4 separate regions of the Homo sapiens genome follow, and all the other regions are linked to region 1. A link is a contact called in ENCODE Hi-C or POLR2A ChIA-PET data. All regions are on one chromosome and are shown on one strand. Each heading gives the region's core, a stretch centred on a gene start or an enhancer-like site at or near the end of the contact. The rest is flanking DNA. Distances are from core to core; before and after follow the strand shown.

Region 1 (3,049 bases), core at 191-2,690:
CCTCTGCCTCCCAGGTTCAAGCGATTCCCCTGTCTCAGGCTCCTGAGTAGCTTGGGACTACAGGCACACGCCACCACGCCTGGCTAATTTTTGTATTTTTAGTACAGATGGGGTTTCACCATGTTGGCCAGGCTCGTCTGGAACTCCTGACCTCAAGTGATCCACCCACCTTGGCCTCCCAAAGTGCTGGGATTACAGGAGTGAGTCACTGCGCCTGGCCCAAACATGATCATTTTTAAAGTCCTTGAAAGTATTAAAACTTTGAAAAGAAAAGAAAGAAGGAAAAACAAAAACATGGCAGTGCAGGAAAGCTTTACAAGAAAGAGGGGGTGAAAATCAATGGGCTTGTCTTTTTTTGTCAACAAGCAAGTGCAAGAAGGTTCATTTTGTGACTTGTTCAGTTGTGTTTTGCATATCTCCATTCTGATCGGAAGGGACTTTGAGGTTTTTCTGCAACTCCTGAGCATCTGCAGGCTCCATCCTCTTATCCTTTATCTGTCTTTGTCTCAGTCATCTCAAAGCCAAACTTCTGTAGAAGTCAATTGCTGACTCATTGCTGATCTGGACAAACAGATGTTGTCAAAAGTGCCATCTTGGCTGGGCAGTGGCTTATGCCTGTAATCCCAGCACTTTGGGAGGCTGAAGTAGGCAGATCCCTAGAGTACAGGAGTTCGAAACTAGCCTGGCCAATATGGTGAAACCCCGTCTCTACTAAAAACACAAAAATTAGCCAGGCGCGGTGGCTCCCATCTGTAACCCCAGCACTTTGGGAGGCCAAGGCGGGCGGATGTCCTGAGGTCGGGAGTTCAAGACCTGCCAGGCCAGCATGGTGAAACCCCGTCTCTACTAAAAATACAAAAATTAGCCGGGCGTGGTAGCACATGCCTCTAATCTCAGCTACTCGGGAGGCTGAGGCAGGAGAATCACTTGAACCCGGGAGGTGGACGTTGCAGTGAGCCGAGATCGCGCCACTGTACTCCAGCCTGGGTGACAGAGCGAGACTCCATCTCAAAAAAAAAAAAAAAAAAAAAAAAAAAAAAAAAAAAAAAAAGAAAGAGAGAGAGAGAGAGAAAGAAGGAGAAGAAAAAGGTGCCATCTTCTCCACAGATGTTTGACACGATTTAACATCTGAGTTGCTATTCCTGGCCTTGGGTAAGGTGCCGGACACCCTGGTGTGATGATGTGTCTGCGAATGATCCACCGTCCCGCCCTCGCCCCAGCTTTGCTAGCTCAGCCTCCAGCACGCCCTTGTAGGACGTGTCCCTGCAGCCGACTGAAAAGGTGGCCTGGATGGGTGTCTTCAAGTACGGAGAACTGCGGTGTCGCGCCTCCGGGCCCCATCCGGCTCCCAGCATCTTCTCCCGCTGCGGAGGCCGCATTTCCACTCAGGGCAGCGCCGCCGCGGTGGTTCCGCCCTGTCGGGCTCAGACCGGCCTGGGCGCCTCCGCGGGGAGCTGGGCGGTGGCGGGGGCCGCGGGAGTGGAGCCGGCCCGAGCCTCCAGGGGGCGCTGGCGGCCGCTTCCTCCATCCGCAGGCGGCTCCCGGCCACGCCCGTCGCTGAGCGTGAGGCGATGGCGGCCGAGCTCAGAACACTGGTCCCCGGAATGGAGAGCTGAGGGGACAGATCTAAGGGACATTTATAACTCCGCAGGGACTCCGGGGTGGGAGTCAGTCCGTCTCAGGTGCGTCTCCGGAAGAACTTCGGCGTCCTCAGGGAATCAGTCCCTGCCCCAGTGAGAAAAACCTTGCTGGGTCCTCCCTGATCCCCGCCACTACTTTTTTCTCCTTAGCAAAATCCAGATATTGTTTGAGTATTGGGCAGCCACGTGCTTCAGGGGAAGCTGAGCCCCTTCCCAGTGTGAGAGTTGGGGGTGAGTCTTAGAATAAATCAATCACAGCAATTTTATTATTATTGCCGTTATCATTGGTTTAGGAACGGACAGGTGGCAGAATTCTGGCCCATGAAATATAAGAAGAGGCCCACTGTGGAGCTTCTGAGGCCGGGCACGGTGGCTCACGCCTGTAATCCCAGCACTTTGGGAGGCTGAGGCTGGCGGATCACGAGGTCAGGAGTTCGAAACCAGCCTGGCCAACATGGTGAAACCCCCATCTCTACTAAAGATACAACAAATTAGCCGGGCGTGGTGGCGCGCACCTGTAATCCCAGCTACTCGGGAGGCTGAGGCAGGAGAATCGCTTGAACCCAGAAGGCAGAGGTTGTAGTGAGCCAAGATCGTGCCATTGCACTCCAGCCTGGGTGACAGGGCGAGACTCTGTCTCCATAAATTAATTAATTAATTAATTAATTAAGACATAGTCTTGCTACGTTGCCCAGGCTGGTCTCCAACTCCTGGGCTCAAGTGGTCCTCCCGCCTTGGCCTCCCAAAGTGCTGGGATTACAGGTGTGAGCCAGAAAAGTTTGTTTAAATTGTGCAAAAATATACATAACAAAATTTACCATTTTTATATTTTACTTACTTTTTATTTATTTCAATAGGTTTTTGGGGAACAGGTGGTGTTTGGTTTCATAAGTTCTTCAGTGGTGATTTCTGAGATTTGGTGCAGCCATCACTCGAGCAGTGTACACGGTACCCAACGTGTGGTCTTTTATCCCTCGCCCCCTTCCCACCCTTTCCCCTGAATACCCAAAGTGCATTGTATCTTTTTTTTTTTTTTTTTTTTTGTGAGATGTAGTCTCTCTGTGTCGCCCAGGCTGGAGTGCAATGGCACGATCTCGGCTCACTGCAACCTCTGCCTCCCGGGTTCAAGTGATTCTCCTGCCTTAGCCTCCTGAATAGCTGGGACTACAGGCACATGCCACCAAGCCCAGCTAATTTTTGTATTTCTAGTAGAGACGGGGTTTCACCATGTTGGGCAGGATGGTCTCGATCTCTTGACCTCATGATTCGCCTGCCTCGGCCTCCCAAAGTGCTGGGATTACAGGCTTGAGCCACCGCACCCGGTCCACTCCGTGGCTTTCTTTTCATCATCTTGATGGTGTGTTTTCATGAACTAATGTTCTTAATTTTCAAGTAGTCCAATTTATCAT
Region 2 (3,218 bases), core at 572-3,071, 410 kb before region 1:
GCCTGTCATCCCAGCACTTTGGGAGGCCGAGACAGGTGGATCACGAGGTCAGGAGATCGAGACCATCCTGGCTAACACAGTGAAACCCCGTCTCTACTAAAAATACAAAAAATTAGCCGGGTGTGGTGGCGGGCGCCTGTAGTCCCAGCTACTCGGGAGGCTGAGGCAGGAGAATGGTGTGAACCCGGGAGGCAGAGCTTGCAGTAAGCCGAGATTGCGCTACTGCACTCCAGCCTGGGCAACAGAGCGAGACTGTCTCAAAAAAAAAAAAAGAAGTGTCTTTTCTTTTTTCTTTTTTCTTTTTGAGACAGGGTCTCACTCACCCAGGCTGGAGTGCAGTGGCGTGAACTTGGGAGCCTCGACATCTGGGCTCAAGCCATCCTCCCACCTCAGCCTCCCGAATAGCTGGGACTACAGGCACACACCATCACACCCACCCTGCTAATTTATATTTTGTAGAGACAGGATTTTACCATGTTTCCCAGGCTGGTCTTGAAGTCCCAGGCTCAACTGATCAGCCCACCTTGGCCTCCCAAATTGCTGAGATTACAGACGTGAGCCTCTGCGCCTGCCCAAAGCAGCTGTTCTTTTGCAAGGATTTATTGGTCTGTGGTGCCTCTCCCTCAGTACCCTTGCGTGGTTCTTTTCTTTTTTTCTTTTTTGTTTACTGGAGCTACCCACCATGAACTATTGGTTGGTTATTTATAAAAATATGTTTAGGTTTATGCACATCATTATATTTATTTGCCCACGTGGGCCCCTTGAGCATCAGAGCTTCCTAAAGCAGGATCTTTGCAGGCCATCTCATCCCTCCTCATCATGTATGGATACACAAACCGAGGTCCATTGAGTCCTTTTGAAGAAGGATAGCTGCAGCTAGCTGAAGGCCAAGGCAGGTGGATCACTTGAGCCCACGAGGTTGAGGCTGCAATAAGCTGTGTTCTTGCCACTGAGAGAGAGACTCTGCCTTAAAAAAAAGTGCAAGCTGCAAAGTGGTTGCCTTTTGCTGAGGAGGTGGGTACTGGGAGCAGCAGGAATTGACTGGAAAGAGGCATGAGGACACGTTCCTTTTTTTCCCTTTTTTATTTTTTATTTTATTTTTTGAGACAGTCTCGCTCTGTCACCCAGGTTGGAGTGCAATGGTGCGATCTTGGCTCACTGCAACCTCCACCTCCCAGGTTCGAGTAATTCTCCTGCTTCAGCCTCCTGAGTAGCTGGGATTACAGGTGCATGCCACCATGCCAACTAATTTTTGTTCCCTTTTCTATTTTTTACATGTAATAATTATATATATATATATGTATGTATTTTTTAAGTGCTATTTTTGTTGCATTAAGAGTATGGCTCCCCAGGGACCACAAAGGCCTTTTAGAAGCCTCCGTATGTATTTATAGGTTATCAACAACAACAACAACAAAAAAACCTCTGCTGAAACATACGCAATAGTGATTTAAGAAGAAAAGGAATTTTTCACATTGGATGAGAAAGAACTTCCCAAGTTAGTTGCCTTTACAAATTCAAACATGACGGGCTATCGGCTTGGAGTGTTTTTTAAGAGTGACGATGGGAGGCTTATGGTAAGCCCATTGTTTGACGTGACCCAAGCATGGCCTGGTTAATTTTGACCATGCTCACAGCAGTGGTAGAAGCAACTAGCCACACAGTACCGTACTTGTTCTGAAACACCCATCTCTACTTGTGAAAAAGTAGAGGATCATTGAAGGATCTTAAGAAAAATTTCTGGACCATAGCATATCTCTGCAGCAAAAGAAAAGTAACATATTTGAATGTAAACAAAAACCTGAGACTCACCCCCACACCCCAATGCTCACCACACTCATAAGAAAGGAAGTGAGAATGGGAACCCCCAAAGGCCCACAGAACCTATATACAACTGTCTTTCTCTGTGAAAACAGATCAGCCCCAGAACCTCTATACGCCTCTCTATGTGAAAACAATAAATCAGCCCCAGAACCTATATACACTTGTCTTTCTCTGTGAAAACAATGAATCAGCCCCAGAACCTATATACGCCTCTCTTTCTATGTGAAAACAATAAATCAGCCCCAGAACCTATACACGCCTCTCTTTCTATGTGAAAACAATAAATCAGCCAGAGAACCTATATACGCCTCTCTTTCTATGTGAAAACAATAAATCAGCCCCAGAACCTATACACACCTCTCTTTCTATGTGAAAACAATAAATCAGCCAGAGAACCTATATACGCCTCTCTTTCGATATGAGAACAATAAATCAGCCACAGAACCTATATATGCCTCTCTTTCTATGTGAGAACAATAAATCAGTCACAGAACCTATATACACCTCTCTATGTGAAAACGATAAATCAGCCAAAGAACCTATATACGCCTCTCTTTCTCTGTGAAAACAATAAATCAGCCCCAGAACCTATATATGCCTCTCTTTCTCTGTGAAAACAATAAATCAGCCAGAGAACCTATATATGCCTCTCTTTCTCTGTGAAAACAATAAATCAGCCAGAGAACGTATATACGCATCTCTTTCTATGTGAAAACAATAAATCAGCCCCAGAACCTATATGCGCCTCTCTTTCTATGTGAAAACAATAAATCAGCCCCAGAACCTATATACGCCTCTCTTTCTATGTAAATACGATAGATCAGGATGCCAGAAAATATGTGATTGTCCCCTTCACATTACCTTCCTAATTAATGATTCAAAACTTTAGCAATCCATAATTTTATTTTTTTTCCTTATACAGGGCCTACCCTGCTTCTAGATAATCCCACAACAGATACTAAATAAAACCTTACACAATTGAATTGAAGGAAGTAAGCTTTGTTTGTGTAGTACCTGAGTGAGTTTAGAGAGTACAAACATTGCCCATAACTGAGTATAATAGATATCACAAGCATCTTCCCTATATCACCTCAAACATAAAAATAAAATGCCAGGAGATTTAACGATGTGAATGGGAAAGTCCAAATTATAAGCCTTTTAGAAAAAAACTAAATAGAAAAGTATCTTATTACGTTGGGATAGTAAATGATTTTTTCCTTTCCCACCCCCCACTTTTTTTTTTTTTTGTTGGCAGCCTCCTGAGCCAGAGTAGGCTCAGAGACTCCAGTTTTTTGTGTTTTTGTTTGTTTGTGTTTTGAGACAGAGTCTTGCTCTGTCACCCAGGCTGGAGTGCAGTGGCGTGATCTTGGCTCACTGCAACCTCTGCCTTGTGG
Region 3 (3,170 bases), core at 40-2,539, 370 kb before region 1:
GCCCAGGCTGGAGTGCAGTGGCACGATCTTGGCTCACTACAACCTCTGCCTCCCGGATTCAAGCTATTCTCCTGCCTCAGCCTCCCCAGTAGCCGGGACTACAGGCACACGCCACCACGTCTGGCTAATTTTTGTATTTTTAGTAGAGACAGGGTTTCACCATATTGGCCAGGTTGGTCTCGAACTCCTGACCTCATGATCCGCCTGCCTTGGCCTCCCAAAGTGCTGGGATTACAGGCATGAACCATGATGTCCAGCCATGACCACTCTCTTTTCTATGTCCCTGGGGAGAGACCTCGAATTTTATTTGGAGCCTGTCTTTATAAAGACTCTAAATTGTGGCCAGGCACAGTGGCTCATGCCTGTAATCTGAGCACTTTAGGAAGCCGAGGCGGGTGGAGGTCAGGAGTTAGAGACCAGCCTGGCCAACACGGTGAAGCCCCATCTCTACTAAAAATACAAAAAATTAGCTGCGTATGGTGCCGCACACCTGTAATCCCCAGCTACTTGGGAGGCTGAGGCAGGAGAATCGCTTGAATCTGGGAGGTGGAGGTTGCAGTGAGCCAAGATGACACCACTGCACTCCAGCCTGGGCAACAGAGTAAGACTCCATCTCAAAAAAAAAAAAAAAAGACTCTAAATAGTGTTTATATATGGTGTATATATATATATATATCTTTGATGTATATCTTTGTCCATCAGGTCAGCTTGTTCTTTCGAAACCCTCTCCAGTCACTAGTTTTGTTGTCGTTGTTGTTGTCTGAGACGGAGTTTCGCGCTCGTCACCCAGGCTGGACTGCAATGGCATGATCTTGGCTCACTGCCACCTCCGCCTCCCAGGTTCTAGCAATTCTTCTGCCTCAGCCTCCCAAGTAGCTGGGATTACAGGTGCGGGCCACCACACCCAGCTAATTTTTTGTATTTTGAGTAGAGACGGCGTTTCACTGGTTCAGTGTTTGTACGTGAGTGCGTTCCCACAAATGGCAGTGTGTGCTGTGCGTGGTTTGGTAACCTTCATTGTTTTACTCCACAGCTTGTTTTGAGAGTCCCCTCCATTGAAACACGCACATCTAATTTGTCCTTCAGTTCGCTGGACTCCACGCTGAACGTGCCATGCTCCATTGCCCCGTGAGTAACTCCATGCTCTTGCCGGTTTCACACGGCCTCTCAGAGCTGGAGCCTTTGTTCAGGAGCCCTGGGCAGCTTTCAGGAAGCTCTTGGGCTCATCAGCTTCCTCTGGCTGAAGCCGCCCCAGTGGAATCATGGGGATTTCTTACTTTGAAGGTGGGGCCACCCGCAGACTGTAACCGGCTGGTTCAAGATCAAGGACTTCCCCAGGCCACCTGCCTCAGAGGCAAGAAAGGCTCAGCTGAGTCCCAGACACTCCTCGCTGTGGCCCCTCCTTCCTCCCTGCTGGGCAGGCCCCCCTCAATTCTGTTTGCCAGCAGGGCCTAGTAACACTGAAAGACGAAAAGGGAAATAAAATAAACACAATTAATAGGCTAAAGGTTACTGAATAAAGTGGCAGCAGTAAATAAATTGACTACTGTGCAAATACAAAGACATGAAGACATGAAACCCCTGCTCTAAATGACCACTCACCAAGAGCAAGGCCTGGGCTGGAGGCAGGGAGCACCTCCCTAAGGAGCACTCCCTCTTTCCCGGAGTGAGTCCTCCTTCTAGATGGAATTCAGTCCGGGTTCCTCTTGAGCCACAGTCCCTGTTGGGGCCTATCTCAGTGGACTCAAGATCCTGAACTTCTTCCAGATTGCTGACTACACATTTGAGTCACCCAGAGATTAAAAGAAAAAACAAATAATTTCCCAGTGATCAGGAGTAAATCAGCTGGGGCAGGGTTGGTGCTATGAATGACCACACTGATTTGTACACTTCACTGATTTGTAGTGTTTGCTATTTCCGTCGTGTAAATACTGCCAACATGGACAATCTTCAGTTGCTAATGGTTTACTAACTGGCTTGTAAATGAATTCATTCAGTATTCAAGAAAATGGCACTACATTTAGAAACATTTTGTAGCATTTCTTACTTTCTAAGAATTTCCAATAGACACCATGATCACTAAAAAATCATAACCAGGCTGGGGGCAGTGGCTCACGCCTATAATTCCAATAATTTGGGAGACCAAGGAGGGAAGATCACTTGAGGCCAGGAGTTTGAGACCAGCCTGGGCAACATAGCAAAGACTCCATCTCTACAAAAAAAAAAAAAAAAAAAAAAAAAAAAAGTTAGGCAGCTGGTGGCAGGCACCTGTGGTCCCAGCTATTCAGGAGGCTGAAGCAGGAGGATCACTTGAGCCCAGGAGGTTGAAGTTACACTGAGCCGTGATCACACCACTGCATTCCAAATAAAAACTAAATTAAAATATATATATATATATATATATATATTTTTTTTTTTTTTTTTTTTTTTTTTTTTTTTCTGAGACAGAGTCTAGCTCTGTGTCCAGACTGGAGTGCAGTGGCATGATCTCGGCAACCTCCACCTCCCAGGTTCAAGTGATTCTCCTGCCTCAGCCTCCGGAGTAGCTGGGATTACAGGCGTCTGCCACCACGCCCAGGTAATTTTTGTATTTTTGGTAGAGATGGGGTTTCACCATGTTGGTCAGGATGGTCTCGATCTCCTGACCTCGTGATCCACCCACCTTGGCCTCCCAAAGTGCTGGGAATACAGGCGTGAGCCACTGCGTCTGGCCTAAAATAAACTTCTAAAAAAGAAAAATTGGCCAGGCACAGTGGCTTATGCCTGTAGTCCCAGCACTTTGGGAGGTCGAGGCAGTTGGATCACCTGAGGTCAGGAGTTCAAGACCAGCCTGACCAACATGGTGAAACCCCGTCTCTACTAAAAATACAAAAATTAGCCAGGCATGGTAGTGGGCACCTGTAATCCCAGCTACTCAGGAGGCTCAGGCAGGAGAATTGGTTGCACCTGGGAGGTGGAGGCTGCAGTGAGCCAAGATCATACCATTGCAGTCCAGCCTGGGCGACAGAGCAAGACTTCGTCTCAAAAAAAAAAAAAAAAAGGGAAAGAAAAATTATAACCAATCGACATTCAATAAATTATTTATTGGCTGGGCGCAGTGGCTCATGCCTGTAATCCCAGCACTTTGGGAAGCCGAGGTGGGCAGATCACATGAGGTCAGGAGTTCGAGA
Region 4 (2,935 bases), core at 80-2,579, 430 kb before region 1:
TGGAGTGCAGTGGCGTGATCTCTGCTCAGTGCAACCTCCGCCTCCTGGGTTCACGCAATTCTCCTGCCCCAGCCTCCCGAGTAGCTGGGATTACAGGCACATGCCTCCACACCCGGCTAATTTTTGCATTTTTAGTAGAGACGGGGTTTCACCATGTTGGACAGGCTGGTCTCGAACTTCTGACCTCATGATCACCTCAGCCTCCCAAAGTGCTAGGATTACAGGCATGAGCCACCACACCCAGCCTAGCCTAGTGCTTCTTAAACATTCATGTGAGCTCCATGCAGTGTCACATCTATAATCCCAGCACTTTGGAGGCCAAGGCAGGAGGATTGCTTGAGCCCAGGAGTCCAAGGCTACTCTGAGCTATGATTGTGCCACTGCAGCTAAGCCTTGACTACAGAGTGAGACCTTGTTTCTTAAAAATATATATATTCATATACATATATTATTTATTTTCATTTATTATTTATTTATTTATTTTTGAGAGAGAAAGAGACGAAGTTTCACTCTTGTTGCCCAGGCTGGAGTGCAGTGGCGCAATCTCAGCTCACTGCAACCTCCACCTCCCGGGTTCCAGTGATTCTCCTGCCTCAGCCTCCTGAGTAGCTGGGACTACAGGCACCCACCACCACGCCCGGCTAATTTTTGTATTTTTTGTAGAGAAGGGGTTTCACCATGTTGGCCAGGCTGATCTCTAACTCCTTACCTCAAGTGATCCACCTACCTCAACCTCCCAAAGTGCTGGGATTACAGGTGTGAGCCACCATACCCAGCCCTTGAAAATATTTTTTTAAAGAAACTTTAATGTGCAGATAAGTCCCATGGAGGGGACGTGTTAAAATGCAGATTCTGATTCAGAAGGTCTGGTGGGGGTCCAAGACGGTGTTTCTAACAAGCTCCTAACTGATACCCAGGCTGCTGCTGGTCTTAGACCAACCCTTGAGTAGACTTTAGAGGAAGAAGTTTTTATTAGCTGTTTCTACAACACTCCCCACAGAAAGGGCACCCTGTGTGGCCAGCTGGCATGAAAGCGGTTTCTGCTTGGCAGCTATTTTTAGGTAGCTGTAATGCATTCTATTTTTTGCATTCTAAGCTTTTCAGTGGACCAGGGCGATCCCTGGGGCTGTCCCAGCTTCAGCAACGGTCCCTAAGACCATTCAGCTACTTTGCAGCCACTGCACAACTGCCAAACAATCCACTAATCCTGATCTTGAAACAATTTTCCCTCCTGAGAAGACACCAGACCTCAGCAGGAAGACTTGGCCTGCACAGCAGTTCTCTTACCCCACACGAATTAATAAATAGGCCTCATGAATCGGGATTTTGTGCCCTTGGGTAGCGAATTACCTGATGACTCTGGTGAACTGACGAAACTGAGTTTGTGAAACTGTGAGCCGGAAGAACAGTCTACAGCTGTCGTGGACTCCCCTGAACCCCTGGGAAGACGCAGCTCAACAGCCAGTCCACACGAACCCTGCTCTGAAACCTCTCCTGCAGACTGGGCCTGGGCTAGAGAAGAACAGGAGTTTTCTTTTCTCCTTTTTTTTGAGACGGAGTTTTGCTCTTGTTGCCCAGGCTGGAGTGCAGTGGCATGATCGTGGCTCACTGCAACCTCTGCCTCCTGGGTTCAAGTGATTCTCCTGCCTCAGCCTCTGGAGTAGCTGGGATTACAGGCGTGCACCACCACGCCCAACTAATTTTTGTAATTTTAGTAGAGATGGGGTTTCACCGTTTTGGTCAGGCTGGTCTCAAACTCCTGACTTCGAGTGATCCACCCGCCTCGGCCTCCCAAAGTGCTGGGATTACAGAGATGAGCCACCGCGCCAAGCTGTGAATTGATTTTTTAGTGAAACTTCAGGGAGCCAAGGACTTTGGCCCCCACAGTACCATCTGGATTATTGGGAACAGGTGCAAAATATATAGGGCCAGCGAAAACTCTCAAAGGAATGATTGACATTATAAATTTAGAGAGGAAGGACTGCCTTCCTTTCTGTGACAACAGCACTTTAATGTTCCAAAACAGGATGTCCTTGGATTTGGTTTTAATGCTTATGTATATAAGGTTAGCTATTGCCAGGAGACTGATACAATTAATCAGAGTCCATCTCTCCCTTCCAGGCACACCTTCACTTCGCTGCAGTTTCTCATGGCCATAAATCCATTAGAGCAAGAAACAGCAAGATTAGTAGAGGGCCATAAATTTAGATTCTGGGCCATTTTACCTGATAAGTCTTTTTGTTCTTTTCTCTTTTTTTGAGATAGGGTCTCACTCTGTCACCCAGGCTGGAGTGCAGTGGAGTGGCCATGGCTCACCGCAGCCTCTACATCCCAGGCTCCAGCCATCCTACCTCAGCTTGCAGCTGGAACTACAAGAGCACGTCCCCACCCCTGGCTAGTTGTTTTGTAATTTTTGTAGAGACAGGATCTTTCTATGTTGCTAGGGCTGGTCTCAAACTCCTGGGCTCCAGTGATCCACCCACCTTGGCCTCCCAAAGTGCTGGGGTTTCAGGCGTGAATCATCATGCCCAGCCAGAAACCAGTCTTAAAAGACTGTATACTATAATGATTCTATTTATATGACATTCTGGAAAAGGTGAAATTATAGAGACCTAAAATACATCAGTGGTTGCCAGAGGCTTGGAGAATGAAGTATAGGCTGAATAGGTAAACCATATATGATATTTTAGGGCAGCGAAACTCTTCTGTATGGTACATGAGACTGCATTTTTCAAAACCCATAGAACTGGCTGGGTGTGGTGGCTCACGCCTGTAATCCCAGCACTTTGCGAGGCCAAGGCAGCGGATCACTTGAGGTCAGGAGTTTGAGACCAGCCTGGCCAACATGGTGAAACCCCGTCTCTACTGAAAATACAAAAAATAGCTGGGCATGGTGGTGGGTACCTGTAATCCCAGCTACTCAGTAGGCTGAGGC

What was found. Hi-C counts contacts between places; a loop is a spot of excess contacts on that map. ChIA-PET counts read pairs that join two places held with the same protein, here RNA polymerase II (POLR2A). Pooled maps may share reads with other maps.
Region 2: a loop to region 1 is called in a pooled map, with 4 times the contacts of the local background. The contact joins two enhancer-like sites. A Hi-C loop is called at or near these places in 1 of 37 single-sample maps with no recorded cell type and 2 of 50 pooled maps. POLR2A ChIA-PET finds 5 or more read pairs at or near these places in 3 of 52 experiments (OCI-LY7, PC-9 and WTC11).
Region 3: a loop to region 1 is called in a pooled map, with 2.9 times the contacts of the local background. The contact joins two enhancer-like sites. A Hi-C loop is called at or near these places in 1 of 37 single-sample maps with no recorded cell type and 2 of 50 pooled maps. POLR2A ChIA-PET finds 5 or more read pairs at or near these places in 1 of 52 experiments (OCI-LY7).
Region 4: a pooled map shows a loop between it and region 1 (4-fold over the local background). The contact joins two enhancer-like sites. A Hi-C loop is called at or near these places in 3 of 168 maps with a recorded cell type or tissue (IMR-90, K562 and Right ventricle myocardium inferior), 4 of 37 single-sample maps with no recorded cell type and 4 of 50 pooled maps. POLR2A ChIA-PET finds 5 or more read pairs at or near these places in 2 of 52 experiments (OCI-LY7 and PC-9).

Annotation. Positions count from the first base shown.
Region 1 is chr3:196,527,436-196,530,484 of GRCh38, forward strand. It overlaps the pseudogene NAA50P2. Among named protein-coding and RNA genes, the nearest start is that of SMCO1, 14 kb to the left of the region's middle. RefSeq lists an enhancer at 483-552 and a silencer at 1,323-1,622. Within about 2 kb of position 1,441, at least 10 of the 41 ENCODE cell types and tissues checked have a DNase peak (open chromatin) inside an H3K27ac peak, as active enhancers do.
Region 2 is chr3:196,114,095-196,117,312 of GRCh38, forward strand. No RefSeq gene overlaps it. Among named protein-coding and RNA genes, the nearest start is that of LINC00885, 27 kb to the right of the region's middle. Within about 2 kb of position 1,822, at least 3 of the 41 ENCODE cell types and tissues checked have a DNase peak (open chromatin) inside an H3K27ac peak, as active enhancers do.
Region 3 is chr3:196,158,867-196,162,036 of GRCh38, forward strand. LINC00885 (long intergenic non-protein coding RNA 885) reads left to right here. Exons shown (of 3, transcript NR_034088.1): 3 at 1,034-2,024. Among named protein-coding and RNA genes, the nearest start is that of LINC00885, 18 kb to the left of the region's middle. RefSeq lists enhancers at 1,001-1,070, 1,091-1,290 and a silencer at 1,591-1,640. Within about 2 kb of position 1,290, at least 17 of the 41 ENCODE cell types and tissues checked have a DNase peak (open chromatin) inside an H3K27ac peak, as active enhancers do.
Region 4 is chr3:196,095,467-196,098,401 of GRCh38, forward strand. No RefSeq gene overlaps it. Among named protein-coding and RNA genes, the nearest start is that of TFRC, 15 kb to the left of the region's middle. RefSeq lists an enhancer at 1,444-1,493. Within about 2 kb of position 1,330, at least 14 of the 41 ENCODE cell types and tissues checked have a DNase peak (open chromatin) inside an H3K27ac peak, as active enhancers do.